2 separate regions of the Homo sapiens genome follow, and region 2 is linked to region 1. The links are chromatin loops, found by intact Hi-C in ENCODE. Cell type or tissue: testis. All regions are shown on one strand. Links, peaks and the distances in the headings refer to the core of each region. The heading gives the core; the rest is flanking DNA. Region 1 overlaps KYAT1-SPOUT1 (KYAT1-SPOUT1 readthrough). Region 2 overlaps PHYHD1 (phytanoyl-CoA dioxygenase domain containing 1).

Region 1 (2,500 bases), core at 1-2,500:
TACTTTTGTCACTGGATCCTTTCAACAACTCTGTAAAGCAAGTGCTATCCTCACCCTCATTAACAGGTGAGGAAATTCCTAACATACTAAAATAACAACACTTACATTGAGCTCCTGCAGGCCTTATAGCAGATTGTACACCTGGTGCCAGCACAGGGCAGAAACTCAGGAGAAACAGATCCCAGCTGTGGCCCTCTTCTCTGCCCTGCCCCAGCCTTGGCCCCTTGCCTTCTCTGGGCACTGCCAGTTCTCAGGAAAGGCGGTGCCTTCTGTGTGTCCAGATCACTGGCTCCATGGGGGTCAAGAAGCTGGGTGGCACCTGTGCTGCACACGGATATGCTTAAACAATCTTGCAGCCTTGGGGGTGGGGCTGGAAACCAGGATCGGCTTCCATTGCAGGGGACTGGCAGTGCATCGGGCCTATGTGTGGCCGGGTAAGACTGGGCATAGGAGTCAATGTTGGTTTGTTTGTTTTTTGACACAGAGTCTCGCCCTATCTTTTTATCACCCAGGATGGAGTGCAATGGCATGATCTCGGCTCCCTGCAACCTCCGCCTCCCAGGTTCAAGTGATTCTCATGCCTCAGCCTCCCGAGTGGCTGGGATTACAGACGCGCGCTACCATGCCCGGCTAATTTTTTTGTGTGTCTTTAGTAGAGATGGGGTTTCACCATGTTGGCCAGGATGGTCTTGAACTCCTGACCTCATGATCCGCCCGCCTCGGCCTCCCAAAGTGCTGAGATTACAGGCATGAGCCACCATGCCCGGCCAGAAGTGAATGTTATGTTGCACCCTCCACAGGGTAGGTCTGTTCTATTACCACACCCAGGATCAGGCCCCAAGTAGACACACAAGGAGGAGGGCAGTGCTGAGAGACGGGGGAAGGATTAGAACACAGGCTTTGATGACCTTGGCAGTGTGACATGAGGCAAGCCATTTTACCTCTCTGAACATCAATTTTCTATGCATGAAATAAATAATAATAATTCATGGAGGCTGGGCATGGTGGCTCACACCTGTAATCCCAGCATTTTGGGAGGCTGAGGTGGGCAGATCGCTTGAGCTCAGAAGTTCAAGACTAGCCTGGGCAACATAACAACACCCTTTCTCTACAAAAAAAAAAACCAAAACAACAAAAGGATCCAAATACAAGAGCTTGCACCTGAGCATGTGCACACATCTCTGTGTCTGTGTCTGTGAGCTTATGGGTGTGGTGAAGGTAGGTTCCAGGAACTTAGGAGGGAGGGAGGGAGGGAGAAGCCATAAGGGGTTCTCAGCCAAGAGCAGAAGGGTACAGGGGGCACGTAGGCTGCCTTAACCCAGCAACTTGGCCAGGTTGGTTGGGAGCAACTTGGGGGCTTGTGGGTGTGTTATTCCCGAGTCGGCCAGCAGGGGGCGCAAGGAGCCAGGCCCCTCGTGGCTTTGAGGTTGCTGGCCCAGGTCACAGAGCAACCTGCTGGCCCCAGGAGGGGACTACGCCTCACTTCACAGAGGAGGCCCAAAGCAGGGAGGGTGCTGCTCCAGGTTCCCGCATAAGGCAGGACTCCTGACCTCCCAGGCACACCTCCCTCCAATGCCCTGCGCCTCACCCCTTTTCTAGGAAGCAGGCCTTCCCTAGTCAGCTCCTCAACAGCCCTGGCAGTCACCTTTTATTTACCACACGCTTTCCTGTGCTAGGTGCCCCGTGGAGCCCTACACGTCCCACCACTTAAAAATGTTTTTCAGGCCGGGCGCGGTGGCTCACACCTGTAATCCCAGCACTTTGGGAGGCCGAGGCAGGTGGATCACAATGTCAGGAGATCGAGACTGTCCTGGCTAACACAGTGAAACCCCGTCTCTACTAAAAATACGAAAAAAAAATTAGCCAGGCATGGTGGCGGGTGCCTATAGTCCCAGCTGCTTGGAAGGCTGAGGCAGGAGAATGTTGTGAACCCGGGAGGCGAAGATTGTAGTGAGCCGAGATTGCGCCATTGCACTCCAGCCTGGGCGACAGAGCGAGACTCTGTCTCAAAAAAAAAAAAAAAAAAAAAGTTTTTCATTTAAAAAATTTTGGTAAAATACACATATCATAAACTTTACCATCTTAACTATGTACAGGTATACAGTTTTGGGAACTGTTTTCATCTTGTAAAACTGACAACTCTGTACCCATTAAACAATTACATCCCTTTACCCTCTGGCCCATAGCCCAGCCCATTTGCTGTCTCTGCGATTTTGACTACTTGAAATCAGGTCCCATCACTTTTATTATTTATTTACTTATTTTTTGGGGGACAAAGTCGTGCTCTGTCGCCCAGGCTGAAGTGCAGCAGCGCGATCTCAGCTCTCTGCAACCTCCGCCTCCCATGTTCAAGTGATTCTTGTGCCTCAGCCTCCCGAGTAGCTGGGACTACAGTTGTGCACCACCATGTCCAGCTAATCTTTGTATTTTTAGTAGAGACAGGGTTTCACCATGTTGACCAGGCTGGTCTAGAACTCCTGACCTCAAGTGATCCGCCTGC
Region 2 (6,180 bases), core at 2,737-5,236, 79 kb after region 1:
GAGGTTGCAGTGAGCCAAGATCACACCACTGCACTCCAGCCTGGGTGACAGAGTGAGACTCTGTCTCAAAACCAAACAAACAAAAAAACCAAACCAAACCAAGCAAACAAAAAAAACAGATTCCTGGGCCCTAGTCCCTGAGATCTTGAGCCAGTAGGGCTGCATGGGCCTGGGAATCTGTTTTTTGGGTTTTTTTTTGAGACAGAGTTTCATTCTTGTCACCCAAGGTGGAGTACAATGGCACAATTTCGGCTCACTACAACTTCCGCCTCTCCGGTCCAAGTGATTCTCCTGCCTCAGCTTCCCAAGTAGCTGGGATTACAGGTGCCTGCCACCACGCCCAGCTAATTTTTTGTATTTTTAGTAGAGACGGGGTTCCACCATGTTGGCCAGGCTGGTCTCGAACTCCTGACCTCAGGTGATCCACCCGCCTCAGCCTCCCAAAGTGCTGGGATTACAGGGATGAGCCACCGCGCCCGGCCCTGGAATCTGTATTTTTAACAAGTTTCCTGGAGGACGAATTCAGCATAGAAATTGCTGATCTAGTTCCACACCCTACACCATGCAGCCACCCTTTACAGCCTCCCTAGTAGGTGATTATCTACTTCTGCTCAAATACCTCTGGTGACAGGGAGCTCATCCCCTCCCAGGAAGCCCTTTCCTTCCTTGCATGAGCCCAAGTCAGCCTCCTTGTGACCACCTTCTTCCACCATTCAGCCTGTACGAAGTTCCCCAAAGGGATGACCATCCCCACCCTTAGCCTGAGTCCAGTTCCCCAAAGGGATGACCATCCCCACTCTCTGCCTGAGTCCAGTTCTCCCAGTTCCTTCCACCATTCCTCTCCCAAATGTTTCAAAGCCCCTTCCATTTCAAATGTTCCTTTGGAGGTCTGTCTTAAAGTTCAGTATTCAGAAAACACGCAGTTGCCCGGGAAGGAAGGAGGTGAGACAGCAACCTGTTTGTTCTGTTGCTGAGGACCATGTTCCTTTGTTCGGTGGTTCCGCATCCTAACTGTGCCCCAGCATCGTGTGGGGAGGTTTTTAAAAATGTGGATGCTGGCCAGGAGTGGTGGCTCACGCTTGTAATCCCAGCACTTTGGGAGGCCGAGGGGGTAGATCACCTAAGGTCAGGAGTTTGAGACCAGCCTGGCTAACATGGTGAAACCCCATCTCTACTAAAAATATGAAAATTAGCTGGGCGTGGTGTCAGGCACCTGTAATCCCAGCTACTAGGGAGGCTGAAGCAGGAGAATCACTTGAATCCGGGAGGCGGAGGTTGCAGTGAGCCAAGATCGTGCCACTGCACTCCAGCCTGGGCGACAGAGCCAGACTCCGTCTCAAAAAAAAAAAAAATAATAATAATAATAAAGAAATGTGGATGCCTGATCATAGCATCTCCCTGCTTCGCACCCAACTTCCCAATTTTTTTTTTTGAGAGGGAGTCTTGCTCTGTCACCCAGACTGGAGTGAGGTGGCACAGTCTCGGCTCACTGCAAGTTCTGCCTCCCGAGTTCAAGCAATTCTTCTGTCTCAGCCTCCCAAGTAGCTGGGATTACAGGCGCCTGCCACCACACATGGCTAATTTTTGTGTTTTTAGTAGAGACAGGGTTTCACCATGTTGGCCAGGCTGGTCTCAAATTCCTGACCTCAGGTGATCCACCCGCCTTGGCCTCCCAAAGTGCTGAGATTATAGGTGTGAGCCACCGCGCCAAGCCCCAACCTCCCAAACTTAGGCCACTGGGTGAACCATCTGGTGGCTGGGGGCCGCTTGTCCCTGGTTAAGAAGGGTGGCTTGAGTTATCTCACTGGAATTAAACAGTAGTGCTACTTTATATCAAGCAGTTACATTGTTGGGCCCTAAGCACTTTTCATACATCATCTCATAGAATCCTCCAGCACCCTGTGAGGTAGGTTGTTGTTGGAGCCACTTCACGGTTTAGGAAATTGAGGCTTTGAGAGGTGAAATCGCTTGCCTTAGAGTCCTGGGCCAGGAAGTGATGAGATTCTAACTGATCATGGGAAGGCTGGCCCTGGAGAGCACCCAGAGGACTGAGGAATAGGTAATGAGGCCAAGGTGAGGTGGAAACAGGCAAAAGGATGAGCTCCTCACCCCCCGTGGGCCTGCTTAGTCTCCCCTCATCAGGACGCCTCCTTCCTGTACACGGAGCCCCTGGGCCGGGTGCTGGGCGTGTGGATCGCAGTGGAGGATGCCACGCTGGAGAACGGCTGTCTCTGGTTCATCCCTGGCTCCCACACCAGTGAGGAACCCTGTCTCTTCTGCCCACTTGGGACTCCCCACCCCCTAGGGAGAGGGACCTTGAGAAAGGAGGAGTTTAAGGCTCTCCATCTTGGCCTGCAGGTGGTGTGTCAAGAAGGATGGTCCGGGCCCCTGTTGGCTCAGCGCCTGGTACCAGCTTCCTTGGGTCAGAGCCAGCCCGGGATAACAGCCTCTTTGTGCCCACCCCAGTGCAGAGAGGTAGGCAGATGCAGAGGGCAGAGAGGCAGGGGGCTGAGTCCATCAGTCTGTGCTTGCTCGACTACCCAGCGTCCAAGAGGTTGCCCTCGGGGTCATCTGAGGGCAGTGAAGTCACAGAAAGAGAAGGAGGGGCTGGATGGGCGCTGGGAAGTCAGGAAGCAGCATGTTTTCCTGCAGGCTGATCCAGATCACCCTGGAATCCACACTCTGCTACTTATGGGCTGTTTCTCTGGGCAAATGACTGACTCCCTGAGCCTTAATTTCCCCAAACGTAAAGTGGAAAGTCAGTGAGATGATAAATATGTTGATATAGAGTCTGCCTAGTGCATAGCCACTGCTCAACAAATGTTGGCTGTTGGGCGGCCCTTTTTCTTATGAAAAGGGAAAACCAATGTCTAACTCAGCATCACCGGAGAGGTCCCAGTGGACTGGCACAGGACAGAGGGCTTCTGCCTGATCCTGCAAAGACCTCGGGAGGGGAGGCCCTTCCTAAGGCTTGCCAAGGCCACAGTCCACAGCAGAGGGGACTTGATCCCAGAGGAACATGCATCTCAATAGCTTAGCTTTTGTCCCTGAGGGAGGCTGCAGATGCCTGAGCTTTCAGGGAAGGGAATGGGGATGGATGGGGGCCACAAAACCACTGGAAGGAGGAGGGCCCATGTCCCTTCCTGCTCTGGGGAGGGGGGATGTGGGGCTGGTAGGTTCCTGACCTGCTTGTGTCTCTGCCAGGGGCCCTGGTCCTCATCCATGGAGAAGTGGTACACAAGAGCAAGCAGAACCTCTCTGACCGCTCGCGCCAGGCCTACACTTTCCACCTCATGGAGGCCTCTGGCACCACCTGGAGCCCGGAGAACTGGTAGGTGACAGGGTGGGTGTGTGTGCCCGACAGTCCCCTGGAGGCTGGGAACAGTGACCCTGCACCTCAAGGTTGTTTCTCCTCTATCCTCTGCAGGCTCCAGCCAACAGCTGAACTGCCCTTTCCCCAACTGTACACCTAAAGGCTCTCGCAGGGCAGGAGCCCTCGCCCCTCCCGGGTGAAGCTGTGGGCTGTAAACACCAGTGCCTTGCTCAGCCTCCTGGTTGCAACAGGGAGGTCTTGTCTCCCCTCCTGGGCTTTCCTCCTGCCCTGTGGGCAGCAGCCTAGGCTGGGTCAGGGGCTTCCCTAAGATCTTCACCTCTCTGCCTCCCTACTGCCCCAACATAGCCTTGAGGAGGCTTCTCAGCCACCAAAGGGTTCTGGCCCCTTCTCACTCTCCTCTCCTCTCAGATGGAACTCTGGTTATTATGGTGTTAGTTATCGAATAAAAACGACTTCAGAATGCAGCTTCCCTACTGAGCCTTCTTTCCCAAGCAGCATTGCTTTCCAGAGAAGAAAACTGCTTTCCAGGCCAGGTGCAGTGGCTCACGCCTGTAATCCTAGCACTTTGGGAGGCCGAGGTGGGCGGATGACCTGAGGTTGGCAGTTCTAGACCAGTTTGACCAACATGGAGAAACCCTGTCTCTACTAAAAATACAAAAAATTAGCTGGGCGTGGTGGTGCGTGCCTGTAATCCCAGCTACTCGGGAGGCTGAGGCAGGAGAATAGCTTGAACCCGGGAGGTAGAGATTGCGGTGAGTCGAGATCACACCATTGCACTCCAGCCTGGGCAACACAAGCAAAACTCCATCTCAAAAAAAAAAAAAAAAATTGCTTTCCAGACAAGATGCTAAAATGCATCCCAGGTACCCCAGCCCTGCTTGGCGTGGCTTGCATGATTTTAATAAGTAACATTTAGTGGGCAGTGACCGTGTGCCCTGCTCTGTGCTGAGACCTTCACAGGCTTTATCTCATGGAATCCTCACTCGGAGAGGTAAGTGCCATTATCTGTACTTACAGAAGACGACGCTGAGCCAAGGAGGGGGTAAATGACCTGCCCAAGTCACGTGGCTGCTCGGTTGTTCAGCAGGGTCAGCCTCATGCAGAGCCCGTGCTCCTAACCTTGACACTGCCTCGTCTTCTCTTCTTGGGGAGCAGAGATGCCCAGAGCTAGGAATCCAGAGTTCCAGGTTCTGGTCCTGGCTCTGTGAGCAACTTGCTCTCTGGTCTCAGGCCAGGGCCTTTCCTTCCTCTGGGCCTGTTTCCTCCCATGTCCAGTAAGGGGGCCAGACTAGGGCCTTCAGGGGCCCTTCCTGTTTGGGCATGCTTGGCAGGCACTCAGACCTTCAGAACAACTGCCAAATCTAAAACCTTAGCTGAGGTTTGGCCCAGAGGCTACAAACTGGGGAACACAGGCTGATTCTAGCCCACAGACGCATTTTGTCTGGGCCTCAGCATTTTTTTTTTTTTTTTGAGACAGAGTCTCACTCTGTCACCCAGGCTGGAGTGCAGTGGCAAGATCTCAGCTCATTGCGACCTCCGCCTCCCGGGTTCAAGCAATTCTCTCCCTCAGTATCCAGAGTAGCTGGGATTACAGGCGCCTGCCACCACACCCGGCTAATTTTTGTATTTTTAGTAGAGACAGGGTTTCACCATCTTTGCCAGGCTGGTCTTGAACTCCTGACCTAGTGATCCACCCGCCTTGGCCTCCCATAGTGCTGGGATTACAGGCGTGAGCCACCGCGCCTGGCCAGGCCTCAGCATTTAAGAAAAAACTTGAAGATTCCACATAATAATCCAGGTTCCTAAGCTTCCTCGAATGAGCATGCAATTGACAACACGGGGCCTACACTCTAGCATGGTGGCTACTGGCTGGAGCTCCCTTAGAGGCTCAGTGTGGTCCCCTGTTGTCGTTCACTGCGTTACCTGATTGGCCTTGGCAGTCATTTGAGTTTGTGACCCTGATGTAGCCTATCCCCCAACTATATACATGGACAACCCAAGGCCCAGAGGATAGAGCCCTTTCCCAAGGCCACCCTGGGAGTCCGTGGGGCAAAGCTGGTGCTCTTTCACCAACATTTTGCTGCTTCCTTTTGCAAGCAATAGGAGGGAGCCTAAGAGAAGGGAAGCGTCTCCATTGAGTCCCAAAGAAATGTCTCAATACTCTCCTCTGAGGGAAAGGACATGGCAGTGATTCTCAAGCAGAAGCTTCGCTCCCTGGAGCTCTGCTCCCGGCTTCTGGCCTTGGTGGACCAAAGCTCTCACCTCCTCTGATGTCCTCCCAAGCTTGGGGAGAAAGGGAGAACCTTGTCCAGCCTCAGGAATCTTGCTGTGCTATCTTCCTAGTGACGGAAAATGTTTATCCATTCACTATCTGTGTAGTGTACAATTCTGGGAGGGACACAGTGCAGATGGACTCCCAAATCTACTGATTTCCTGCTCCTTGTCAGTGCCCTGTGCTAGCCTTGGGGGATGGGGTGGGGAGTGAGGCAGTGCCGGAGCCTGTCTTCCCAGCCAGAGAGCAAGGCTGCAGCGTGGGCCCCTCATACAGTCATTTTACCTCTCAGGAAACTCCCCCAGCCCCTGTGGATCTTTCCTACCTTAGGAAAAGACAAACACAGGTTTGGATAGGATTAGAACATGGAAAGGTCTTAAGAAGGGCCCCTTGATGAGGTCCTGGTGCTGTTCAGCCCATCTTTCTCTATGGACACCACTCAGTGGGACACCAGAGGCGGGGTGGGGTTGGCTAAAACAAGATCCAGCCCAAGCAGGATCTGATCCTCCCTCAACCCTGCCAAAGTTGACCCACCTCTCCCTTCAGTAATTCCTAGCCCTCTGCTCTTTCCCTC

The links. A loop is a pair of places that touch in the nucleus more often than their neighbours do. Peaks named below come from ENCODE experiments on the same cell type or tissue, not always from the same donor. Only the 100,000 strongest peaks of a DNase experiment are listed, where the experiment ranks them.
Region 2: it touches region 1 in a loop (3-fold over the local background); 16 of 110 quality-filtered maps call a loop at or near these places.

The regions. Positions count from the first base shown.
Region 1 is chr9:128,862,358-128,864,857 of GRCh38, forward strand. All of the region lies in intron 1 of KYAT1-SPOUT1 (KYAT1-SPOUT1 readthrough), which reads right to left. All of the region lies in intron 1 of KYAT1 (kynurenine aminotransferase 1), which reads right to left. Among named protein-coding and RNA genes, the nearest start is that of KYAT1, 18 kb to the right of the region's middle. RefSeq lists an enhancer at 1,233-1,527. In testis, for the core only: CTCF peaks have their summits at 1,383 (motif pointing right) and 1,582; a DNase peak (open chromatin) is centred at 1,404.
Region 2 is chr9:128,938,241-128,944,420 of GRCh38, forward strand. PHYHD1 (phytanoyl-CoA dioxygenase domain containing 1) reads left to right here. Exons shown (of 13, transcript NM_001100876.2): 10 at 2,129-2,257; 11 at 2,359-2,475; 12 at 3,205-3,331; 13 at 3,428-3,798. The coding sequence ends at 3,473. Among named protein-coding and RNA genes, the nearest start is that of DOLK, 6.3 kb to the right of the region's middle. RefSeq lists a silencer at 3,506-3,704. In testis, for the core only: no CTCF peak of the experiment used is centred there; no DNase peak of the experiment used is centred there; H3K27ac peaks cover 1,042 bases.